Regions from separate parts of the Homo sapiens genome. Here region 1 is linked to region 2. A link is a loop called in an ENCODE intact Hi-C map of the cell type or tissue named here. Cell type or tissue: heart left ventricle. All regions are shown on one strand. Each heading gives the region's core, and the rest is flanking DNA. Links, peaks and the distances in the headings are about the cores only.

What was found. Peaks named below come from ENCODE experiments on the same cell type or tissue, not always from the same donor. Only the 100,000 strongest peaks of a DNase experiment are listed, where the experiment ranks them.
Region 1: it touches region 2 in a loop (2.4-fold over the local background); 25 of 110 quality-filtered maps call a loop at or near these places.

Annotation. Positions count from the first base shown.
Region 1 is chr22:46,645,244-46,650,607 of GRCh38, reverse strand. The region is part of intron 3 of GRAMD4 (GRAM domain containing 4); the gene reads right to left. Among named protein-coding and RNA genes, the nearest start is that of GRAMD4, 28 kb to the right of the region's middle. In heart left ventricle, for the core only: no CTCF peak of the experiment used is centred there; no DNase peak of the experiment used is centred there; H3K27ac peaks cover 1,447 bases.
Region 2 is chr22:46,576,657-46,582,020 of GRCh38, reverse strand. It overlaps a transcript of GRAMD4 not described here. Among named protein-coding and RNA genes, the nearest start is that of LINC02925, 38 kb to the right of the region's middle. RefSeq lists an enhancer at 94-173 and a silencer at 4,774-4,973. In heart left ventricle, for the core only: a CTCF peak has its summit at 2,984; DNase peaks (open chromatin) are centred at 2,060, 2,969, 4,446 and 4,990; H3K4me3 peaks cover 3,783 bases; H3K27ac peaks cover 4,312 bases.

The DNA.
Region 1 (5,364 bases), core at 197-5,196, 68 kb before region 2:
GGAGAAGGGCAGGGACAACCACCTCACTGGTCACTCCGGGGCAACCCCCAGAACGTTCTCTGATGAGTGAACGGCCACGCTGATTTGAGGGGAGGCAAAGGAGATGCATCGGCTCAGGCCTACACAGGCCCAGACTGTGGGGCTGAGGCCCAGCCGTCCACCCAGCCTCAATGCTCAGCCCTCCACCCAGCCTCAATGCTCAGCCCTCCTCCCAGCCTCGACGCCCAGCCCTCCACCCAGCCTCGACACGCAGCCCTCCACCCAGCCTCGACACGCAGCCCTCCACCCAGCCTCGACACTCAGCGCACAGGGAAGTTACTGGGAGGAAGGAAAGCAGTTCTGCGGCTATTTTTAAACCTGTAAAAGTAGATCTCTCAGGCAGGAGTCCTCTTGGCACACGACTGATTCAACAGGCCCAGCCTCACCCAAAAATAAAAATCAAGTGATAATCTTTAAATAAAACTCCTTCCCACCAGGCCAGGGGCGCGAACTCAGAATCCACCCAAAAAGCTGCTCCTGGCCTGGCGGAGTCCCGCATCCCCGGAGGCCCGCACACCCAGAGGCCCCACCTGGCCACCTCCCCCGGACTCTCACCTGAACTCTCCCAGCCCAATTCAGCCCTCCTGCCATCACCACAGGAACTTTCTAGAAGACAGGCACTCCCTCCATCGAATCACCAGGCTGCAAGTTACACTGCAGAGCCCAGAGTACGGCTTCATCTACAGCCACCAGCACAGAGGCAGCCCTTTTAACCCCTTCCTCCCGTGGCCCTCCCTGCTCAGGGAAAACAGAGAATTCCAAGAAATGCCTCGCTTTTATTGTGAAGTTTTGCCTGCATTTTCTCCCTAACATTTATTTATTGCGGTGTCATTTACCGCTATGTGCAGAGATAATGTTTACTGAACGATCAACTGTCAACACTGTCTTGGCTGATAACCAGGAAGGAGCAAGCTTCCAAGTGCGTCACATCCTAATGTTGAAGGCTGCTGAGCACATAGCTGGCCAACCACCGTTTTAGGTACATTTCAGGACACCAATGCAGGATCTAAGGTGGACAGATAATGTACTGACATTTTTACCACGTCAAATAAGAAGAACTAGGATCCCAGCCAGGGTTTTCACCCAGAGCAGCTGGTTTTCAGAAACCGACGCCTGCCTCTCCCTGTGAGAGGCACGCGGCATCTGACAGCCTGTGGGCTGGACTCTGGGGCTCCGGCCCAGCACGGAGCCAGGAGAGTCGTGTGCTCGACAGCACGTGCCATCCCTCGCCCCCACAACCTCCCTTTCCAACCAAGCGCTTGGCACCCAGCAGCCAAGCCCTCCAGGCCCCCAGTCCCTTCCCACAGCAACAGGCTCTCTGCCAAGCACCTGCTCCCTGCTGAGTGTGGGCTAGGGGCAATCAGGGACACTCCCCAACTCCAGTTCCAGCTGGTGACTCTAGGCCCCAAAGCACTAGGAAGCAAAGGTGGCACAGATAAAACTGCATCTGGGACCAAACACCAGACAGAATGGGAGCAAGGTGGTGCATCTGGAGCTCTGGAAGGTGGCCAGTAAGGCCTTAAAGTATATGCAAAAGAGTATGCCTGGTGGAGGAAACAGCCTATTGGTTCATTTGTCTACCTATCCATCCATCCATCCATCCATCCATCCATCCATCCATCCATCCATCCATGCATCCATCCATCCATCCATCCATCCATCCATCCATGCATCCATCCATCCATCCATCCATCCATCCATCCATGCATCCATCCATCCATGCATCCATCCATCCATCCATCCATCCATCCATCCATCCATCCATGCATCCATCCATCCATCCATCCATCCATCCATCCATGCATCCATCCATCCATCCATGCATCCATCCATCCATCCATGCATCCATCCATCCATCCATCCATCCATGCATCCATCCATCAATCATTTACCCACCCATTACCAAATCTACCCATTCGTTTGCCTTCTCATTGATGCATCCATCTATCCAATCATCCATCCATCTATCCACCCACATGTCCATCCATCCACACATCCACTCACCCACCCATCTAACCATCCCTTCTCCCATTCACCCACCCATCTGTCTATCTACTCACCCATCCATCCATTCATCCATCCATCCACTCACCCATCCATCCATCCATCCACTCATCCATCCATCCATCCATCCATCCACCCATTCACCCATCCATCTACCCATCCCTCTGCCATTCACCCACCCATCTATCCATCCACTCACCCATTCATCCATCCATCCATCCATCCATCCATCCATCCATCCATCCACTCACTTGTCTGTTCATCAACCCATCCATCCACCCAACATTTACCCATCCATTTACCTAATCTACCTATTCGTTTGCCTACTCACTGATCCATCCATCCATCCACCCACCCATCCATCCATCTACATGTCCACTCATCCATCCATTTATCCATCCACCCATCCATCTTTCCAGCAATGCATCCATCTACCCATCCACCCACCCGTCCACCCATCTACCTATCCACTTACCCACAGCCATCCATCCATCCATATAGACACACATAAAGTTGTGCGCTGAGCATCCAGTAGCTGCCAGGCTCTGGGCCCAGGCCCTTGGAAATCACAGATAAGGCAGCAGCTACCTTTACTCCCTCCCATATGACTCCAGTTGGTAGATGAATATGACAAATAAGGGTCTCCTTACAGAGCTGGGACATCAGGACATGCCAACTGCTGCATCAGTACTCTCCATGTGCCACGAGAGAGCCCATCTCTGCCATGTAGCCTCATCTACAGATGAGGTGCAGAGGACGGGAAGGCTTGCTGGCCTGGGGAATGTCTCACCCACTGCATGCAGGACCTTGGCTGTGAGGCCAGGGAGCTGGGATGTGTTCAGCAGGGCGGGACGCAGTGACTAGAGAGGTCACAGAGGTGGGCAGTGGTTCCCGACTTAACACTTCCCATGGAATTCAACACAGGCATCATCCAAAACACCTGTCAGACGACAATGCTGGACCCAGGACCTGCAGCCGTTGCAAAACACACAGGCAGGTGTGTTCAGGCTCCCTCTCTGACTTCATCCCAGCCCCTGGGGGCAGCAGGGAGGAGGCCCCCCACTGGCAGGATCAGGGGTTTCTCCTTTGAGGTGTGAGCTCCAGGGACAGGACAGGCCAGGAACTCGGTGTGGTAGGGTCAGCTCACCCCTGTACTCAAAGATCTGTCCTGGGCAATGAAGTATCCCAGGGCCAAACATCCACAATGTGTAATTAAAGAGCAGACAGGAGTTCATGGGGCAATGGAGGTGATGGAGAAACAGGGATTGGGGGCCAACTTCATTTTTTCCTAGGGAAATTCCATATAATATAGACACGCTGCTGTATCAGTGCCACCTGTCTTCATCTTCTGCCTGTCTGCTCCCTTCTGTAGGTCTGGGTCACCCACTCACAGTCGTCACTTATTAAACATGTCACTCTAGGGCAGAACCAGACCAACCCAGTGTCTGGCCCTGGAAGTCTGATATGGTTTGGCTGTGTTCCCACCCAAATCTCATCTTGAATTCCCAAGTGTTGTGGGAGGGGCCCCGTGGGAGGTAATTAAAACACGGGGGCAGGTCTCTCCTGTGCTGTTCTTGTTGTGATCGTGAAGGAGTCTCACGAGATCTGATGGTTTTATAAGGGGGAGTTTCCCTGCACAAGCTCTCTCTTTGCCTGCTGCTATCTGGTAAGATGTGACTTGCTCCTCCTTGCCTTCCGCCATGATTGTGAGGCCTCCCCAGCCATGTGGAACTGTGAGTCCATTAAACCGCTTTTGTTTGTAAAGCGCCAGTCTCAGGTATGTCTTTATCAGCAGCGTGAAAACACACTAACACAGAGTTTAGCTTTTCACCACCAGAGAAACTGTAAGAGCAGAGTTTAAAAGGCCTGAGCCAAGAACCACACCCACAGGCCCAGGTCCAAAGGGGCAAGTCCAGGGACACTGAGTCAACCCCACACCTAAGCCTGTCTCCATCAGGCCTCAAAAGGACACCCCCGCCAGCAGGGAGCTGGCAGCTCCCCAGACCCTTCTGCTTCCAGAAGACTTCAATGGTAAGGAAGGTCTTCCTCACTCTGAATCACCCAGGACAGCCACCTAGAAACTTCCCTTCCGCTCCAGGACCCCTCCATTAAAACTGAGCATTCAGAGGAAGGTCTGCAGGCCTCAGGAAGCAGATGGCCAGCCCCTCCTGCCAGCTTCTTCGAGAAGATCTCCCATGGCGTAAGGGCCAGCCACTCTGATCCCTGTATGTCACAGCAGGAAAGGGAGCTTCTGGGAGCATCAGGGGCTCAGGAGGAAAAGGCAGTCTCTCTCCAAGTCACACTCTTGAGGAACCACTGCCACTGCCCGTGTGAGTGCATCTGCCGGGAATCCACCCGTGTCTGGCGCTACGAGGGTACCCATGCCCAGAGACAGGGCGTGGTAGCCTAGGGGAGCACCCTCCAGCTCAGCCAGGGAGGCATCTGCAGCCCTCTCCAGCAACACAGGAAGAAGAAAGGCAGTCACGAGGGCTCCCCTACACAGCCTAGCAACCGGGAAGCCCCCAGGAAGAGAAGCTCCCTGGCCCCGAGGGTCCTCAGAAGCACTTTCCCCCAAAATCCAAATTCTACATCACAGTGCTCTTGGGTAGAGGCTGTGTGTGCACCTTACAACCCTGGGGAATCTCACCTCCCAGAGCCTGCGCGCAGCAGGTGACTAGTGACCAACAGATGCACACGCATGCACGGCAACCGCGCTCAAAAAGCACTAGCAACCGAAATGCATTTGGGCTAAATAAAAACGCATGATGCTTTTAATTTATTTATGTGCTTCTTTAACAAATTTAGGCTCCTGCCTTCAGCCATGAGCCAAAACCCATTTCAACTTCACATTCTTCATCCTGTGTCATTTGCTTGCAGGAACATTTGTACTCTTCAGGATTTAATCATCAGAGAAGGCTGCGGCACGCTTGGGCCATTTCCTCTCCTCCATGAAGAGTAACACTCTGCTTTCTGAGAGAAAGCACTATAGATAATTGAGTGGGATTTTAACACTGACCACTTAGCTGCTTTACAGGTGGGGGAGCTGAGGCCCCAAACGGGTAAATGCTCACAGCCACCTGGTAACCAGCGCCTGAGTCAAGAATTAGAACTGGGTCCTGACTCCTGAACACAGCTCTCCATGTCAGCACGCCCTCCTGCAGGTCAGGCGAGGCAGAGATGGCCACAGTGGCACACAGACGTTGGCTTAGTGACAACCAGAATATGTCTGTGGGTCCCCAGATTACATAATGTCCTCTCTCACATTCTATATCCTTCTGGGGACTGAGATGGGAGTGAGAATGGGACAAGGCACAGGTTCTG
Region 2 (5,364 bases), core at 76-5,075:
AAGTGGCAGCCAGGCCTCTCCACCCACCTGGGCCTCCCTGTGGGAGGTGGTGCAGACGCGGCCATCTCAGGCCAGAGCCAGCTCTCAAGCTCTGGCTTCTATACCCTAGGCCAAGGCCTTCGTTTACAGGTGACCAAACTGAGGCCCAGAGAGGTTAGGTGTCTTGCCCAAGAACACACAGCAGCAAGATCAAGCACGCTCTCCGCCCAACCCCCGTGCATATGGGGCTTAGGTTAGAAGCACAGCCCATTGGTCCAAACCCACCTCTACCACGCAGCAACCTGTGGCTCTGTGCCAGGGCTTCCTCCTGCGTGAAATGCAGCTAACAAGAGCACCTACCTCCAGTTGGTACGAAAATAAATCATGTCTCATGCTTAGAGGGCTGTCTGGCCCTGAGCAGGACATGCTGTCCGAATCTTGCTATTTACTGCACATTTGACAGCAAAAAGAGAAGTCTCATCATGACTTTGAGTTTATTGCTGATATTTCTCTCACAAAACCCCCCTTAGAGGAGGGTTATCAGGAAGGCAGAAAGGCTGCAATGTTTATGAGCATAGCCTTGGGGGCAAAGCCACCCACGTGCAAATCCCAGCTCTGCTCGGGAACGAACTGGGGACTTAGGCAAGTGGCACTGCCTCCCGGTGCCTCAGTTTCCTCATCTGTAAAATGGGGTGAAGCTGTGTGCTCTGCAGACTTGGTTGAGACAATTCGTGTGAAACACTCAGCGCAGGCCTGCTGTGCAGAATGAGTGATTTCTATTACTATTATTAATGTTTTTGATAGGCCGGTACTTCCTGCCTTTCCTGTGTAACCACAGGGGACTTTAATCACTGGGCTTAAACATAATCACAACCCTAGGTTATAACTCAAACACCAAACAATCAGAACAGTAGCCCTGTAGACGGGACTGTCATTAGTGGCGAATTACCAGCCCAAAGTGTCCGCCCAGGCCTCTGCCACATGCCGAGATACCAAAGGCAAAACAACAGGGCTTTCTCCAATTAGGGAAACACGCATTTTCTTTTTTCTTTCTTTCTTTTTTTTTTTTTTTTTGAGATGGAGTTTCGCTCTTGTTGCCCAGGCTGGAGTGCAATGGCGCGATCTCAGCTCACCCCAACCTCTGCCTCCCGGGTTCAAGCGATTCTCCTGCCCCAGCCTCCCAAGTAGCTGGGATGACAGACATGCGCCAACACGCCCGGCTAATTTTTTGTATTTTTAGTAGACGTGGGGATTTCTCCATGTTGGTCAGGCTGGTCTTGAATTCCCGACCTCAGGTGATCTGCCCGCCTCGGCCTCCCAAAGTGTTGGGATTACAGGCGTGAGCCAGCGCGCCCGGCGAAACCCACATTTTCTTGCGCCACCTCTGTCTCTAAGAGTCTGAGTGACCTGCCTCTAAGTTCTCAAGTTAAACTATTACATATCCCCAGCAGCCAAGGGCTCCAAGCAGGTGACAGGCTGGCCTGGGCCCCACCCGCTGGGCTGGGTTAGGCCTGTGACACTCTGTTCACATAACTGTCCCCTTGGGAGATCCAGGCCTCCTCTCAGACCCCCCAGCCACACCTGACGGTGGAAGACTTGAACTTTTACTCCTTTACAAGCAGTATTTTTCAGGACCATTGCTGTGCCACCAAAAGGCAAAGAAAAGGCAGATCTAAACCCACCGTGGTGCCAAAGAGACCCCAAGCCAGCCTGTGGGATGCCCAAACCAGAGGCCTTCGAAAGCACTGTGAGTGGTCCACTTGGCCTCGGAGGCGCCCAGCAGATGACCATCTCCAAGCCAGGCAAGAGACGCTGCTTCCCAGCGAGCACCCTCTGCCTTCTGCCTGTTACTCACTAAACCCGGCCACAGCTTCTCTCCCTCAATTCACTGTCAATTTCTGTCGGAGCAGGGATGCTCTGCCACACACCCCAACACTGTCCCTGCTGCCCCGGGCTTTCTGCAGAGACAGTCTCCTTACCCCTAAAGAGGCCAGGCAGCAGCCTCTTGGGCCGCCTTGCAGGGGAGGAGGCAGGAACTCAGGCAGGGGGTGACCAGGCCACCCAGCCAGTCCCTGGTGTCTTCCCTCCCAGCCAGCACACGCCCACACCAACAGGAGCTCTGTAAATACCCAAGTCCCCACCATGGCCACTAGGCAGGAGACCCCAAACCTGACACACAGAAGCCCACATACAGGGACGCCTCCCCAGCTCCCCGAGATGGGGCAGCCTCCTAAAATGAGCCCCTGGCCGGAGCCCTGTCATGACAGGACTGGAACCCCAATGCCAAATAAACCCCAGTAGATTCGGCTACCGGAGAGAAATACCCAAACAGAGAAACATGGGGAGATGGAAGGGGGCTTCATGTGGCCCCCAGGGAGGGGAGGGGGCACACGGATGGCACAATCACTAACACAGATCACATCATGGGACTATCGGGGCCCCAGGTTCTCCCATAACAGGAAAGTCACCAGGACCCGTCAAGTGGGGTGCTGCTGTTTCTGTAACATGTCTAACATTGCTCTGATACTCCTTCCAAAGAGAAAACAGGCTTCAGGCTGGCAGCCCTCCCTGGCAGCAGAGGCTCACTAGGCTCCAATAACACTTTCTTTTCATTGAGCCTGAACCACTATTCTATTCTATTCTACAGCAGAAATGGTGATTCAGGAAAACCGGCTCTGATTCTCCTCCCTCGTTTTCCAGTTGGTGAAGGTGAAGCCTGGGAGAGCGGAGAGCAAAGATCACCTAACGCCGGCGCCGGGCTCCACAGATAAGAGGAGGGTACTAAGGGGAAGGCCTGGAAGGCTGGTGGTTTGGAGAGAGACCACCTGGTTCTTTCCCAGTGAAGGGTCCTCCACCTCCCTCAGCAGGAGACCCAGAATAAACAGCCTCCCAGGGCTATGTGGAAACACACCACAACTTGGAGACTTTCCCGTGCTCTCCAGAGTGCAAGACAGACATCACCGGACAGGCCCCGCCTGCCCCCAGGCTGCATGGCTGGGACAGCCGCACTCCACGCATCAGCCATAGGGGCAGCTGAGAGGAAAGAGCAGCAGAGCAGAGGGCTGGTGGCTCACTGAGACCCCAGGTGCCCAATTTCCCAGGCTCCAGGACCAAGCTGCATCTCCCTGTGAGCCCAGCACGGTGAGGACTGTGGGGCTTCGAGGTCTGCCCCGGGACCACAAAGTGCTGCAGAAGGGTCCACATGGCTGCCAAGGCAGGAGCAAGGCAAGACAGGCAGGGCCCCTTTCCTGGACCAGGCAGGGGTCTTCGGAAGGGTGTGCAGCAGGAAGGAGGGGCAGGGTTACTGAGGTCACTCATCTGGGGAGTCCCAGCTAACAACAGGGGAACGTGGTTTCACCCCAGCACGGGGCAGAGGCAGCAACTGAACACACACCCTGGCCAGACTGTGCATCCCCAAATGGGCCTGGGACACAAAAGTCAGGAAGACAGACTTCAGACTTCAGGCTCAGCCACAGCGCCCGGGGCAGAGGCCATGACTGACCTCCTAAACCCATTTTGAACCCCAACCCAGGGCGAGCCCAGCCTGAGGAGGCCCACATCACCCCATTCGATCCTCTTACCTGCCCCTGCCCACTTGCTAGTGAGGAAACTGAGGCCCAGGAGGCTCACTACCTTGCCCAAGGTCACAGAGCAGGAGGGTGAGGGAGGCAAGTCCCAGACTCCTCTCTCGAGTGCTGCCCTCGACTTCTGAGGCAACAGAGCCCTGACCCTGACCTCCCTCCCAGGCCCAGCACCAGGGCAGGGCTGCACTGGGCTGGGACTCAGGCACCTCCTTTTTGGCATGTAGGAGAGACACCTCTGAATTTTCTTCCTAACCCACACAAGGCAGGCAAGAAGGGAACCCCATCCTGCAAAAGGTCTCCCCCAAACCGAATCTTTCCTACCTCAGGAGATGCAGGGTTGACAATAGCCGAAAAAGTGGACTTGGCTCTGGGGGAGTCACACTCAGGTCCCTGGCCCCGGGGCACTGCTGCACCTTCTGCCACACAGCCAACAGGGCAGGGGCACCAGCCCACCCGGCTGAGAACAAACTGGCTCTCCTCCCTCCCTTGTCCAGGACCTGGCAGGGGTGCAGGTCCTGCTCTAGACATGTGGGGCCTCGGGCCGGGGTTGCCACACTGCACCCCACGTTCTGGCAGGCGCACGGGCCTGGGCTACAGCCAAGGTGCCAGCCCGCCCCAGCAGAGCCCCATGAGCTCAACATCCCGAACAAAGGGAGAGAAGACAGGGCAGAAAGTGGGGTGCACGGAGGGGACAAGCGCCCACAACTTTTTGGAGAGGTCGTCTGTAGGGAAGCAGGGGCTGGGGCGCCCTCCTCCTCTCCCGTCCCACCCGGGAGTGGATCGGCAGGACGACATTGGCGGGCCCGGGCCGATACCGTCCCCCTCCAGTGGCCCAGCGTCGGTGACCCCCGGTCCGGCGACCCCCACCCCAGTCCGGGCCCCGCAACCCCGGGATGTCCTCGTCTCCCCCAGCCGGCGGGCAGAACCCGGACCTGCGGCCGCAGGTGCCCGCGGGGAGCAGCCGTGACGCGCGGGACCCGGGGGCGTGTGCGGGGCGCGCCCGCGCAGGGCCCTGCTCGGAGGGTCGCCGGCTCGGGCCCGGGCGGCGGCGGCGGCGGCGGGGAGAGCGCGGCCGAGTGAGCTGGGTCGCGAGCCGCCAGCCCAAAAGGGAGAGTGGTCGCGGGGCAACCAGGTCGGGGTAGGTGGGTGTCCGCGCGCGCCGCTTACCCTGAGCGGATATCGGGGCCAACTCTCATCCACCCGCCGCGGCGCCCCCCTCGCCGGCCGCCCGGCCGCGCTACGCCTGCCGCCCGCCCGGGAGCCCAGCGGCGCCGGGGAGCCGGGAGGAGGCGGCCCCGCGGGTCCCGGCCACGAGCGCGGAGGCGGCGGCGGCGCCAGGTCGCGCGCTCGCGTCCCGCTGCGCGGAGTCTGCGCGCCCCCGGCCCCGTTGCGCAGCCGCCGCCCCGCCCCGCGCCGCACCTTAAAGGGGCCGCGCCCCGCGCGCCACCCCGGCCCCGCCCCCGCCCCGCGGCCGGCTCGGGGGTCCGCGGGGGCGCGCCTGCCCTGGCGGGTCCGCGTGCGCCAGCTCGGTCACGCGGCGCGGCCTTTGTTTGGGTGGCCACGTGCGCCCCCGCCGCTCGCACCCACGCGCACGCGCGGCCGCCGCCGGCCACGGCCACGCCGTCCGCGCGCTTGCCACGGCGGACGCCACGGGCTCACCCGCGGGAGCACGCTCGCTGCTGTGGCCTCGCCCGCGCCCCGCGGGACCGCCCGCCTTTCTAGAGATGGGTCAGGGACTGGGCTGCCGGTGGAAACCCGCGTCCCGGGTGGAAATGCCTTTCCTCGACCGCCTCGCGGGGCG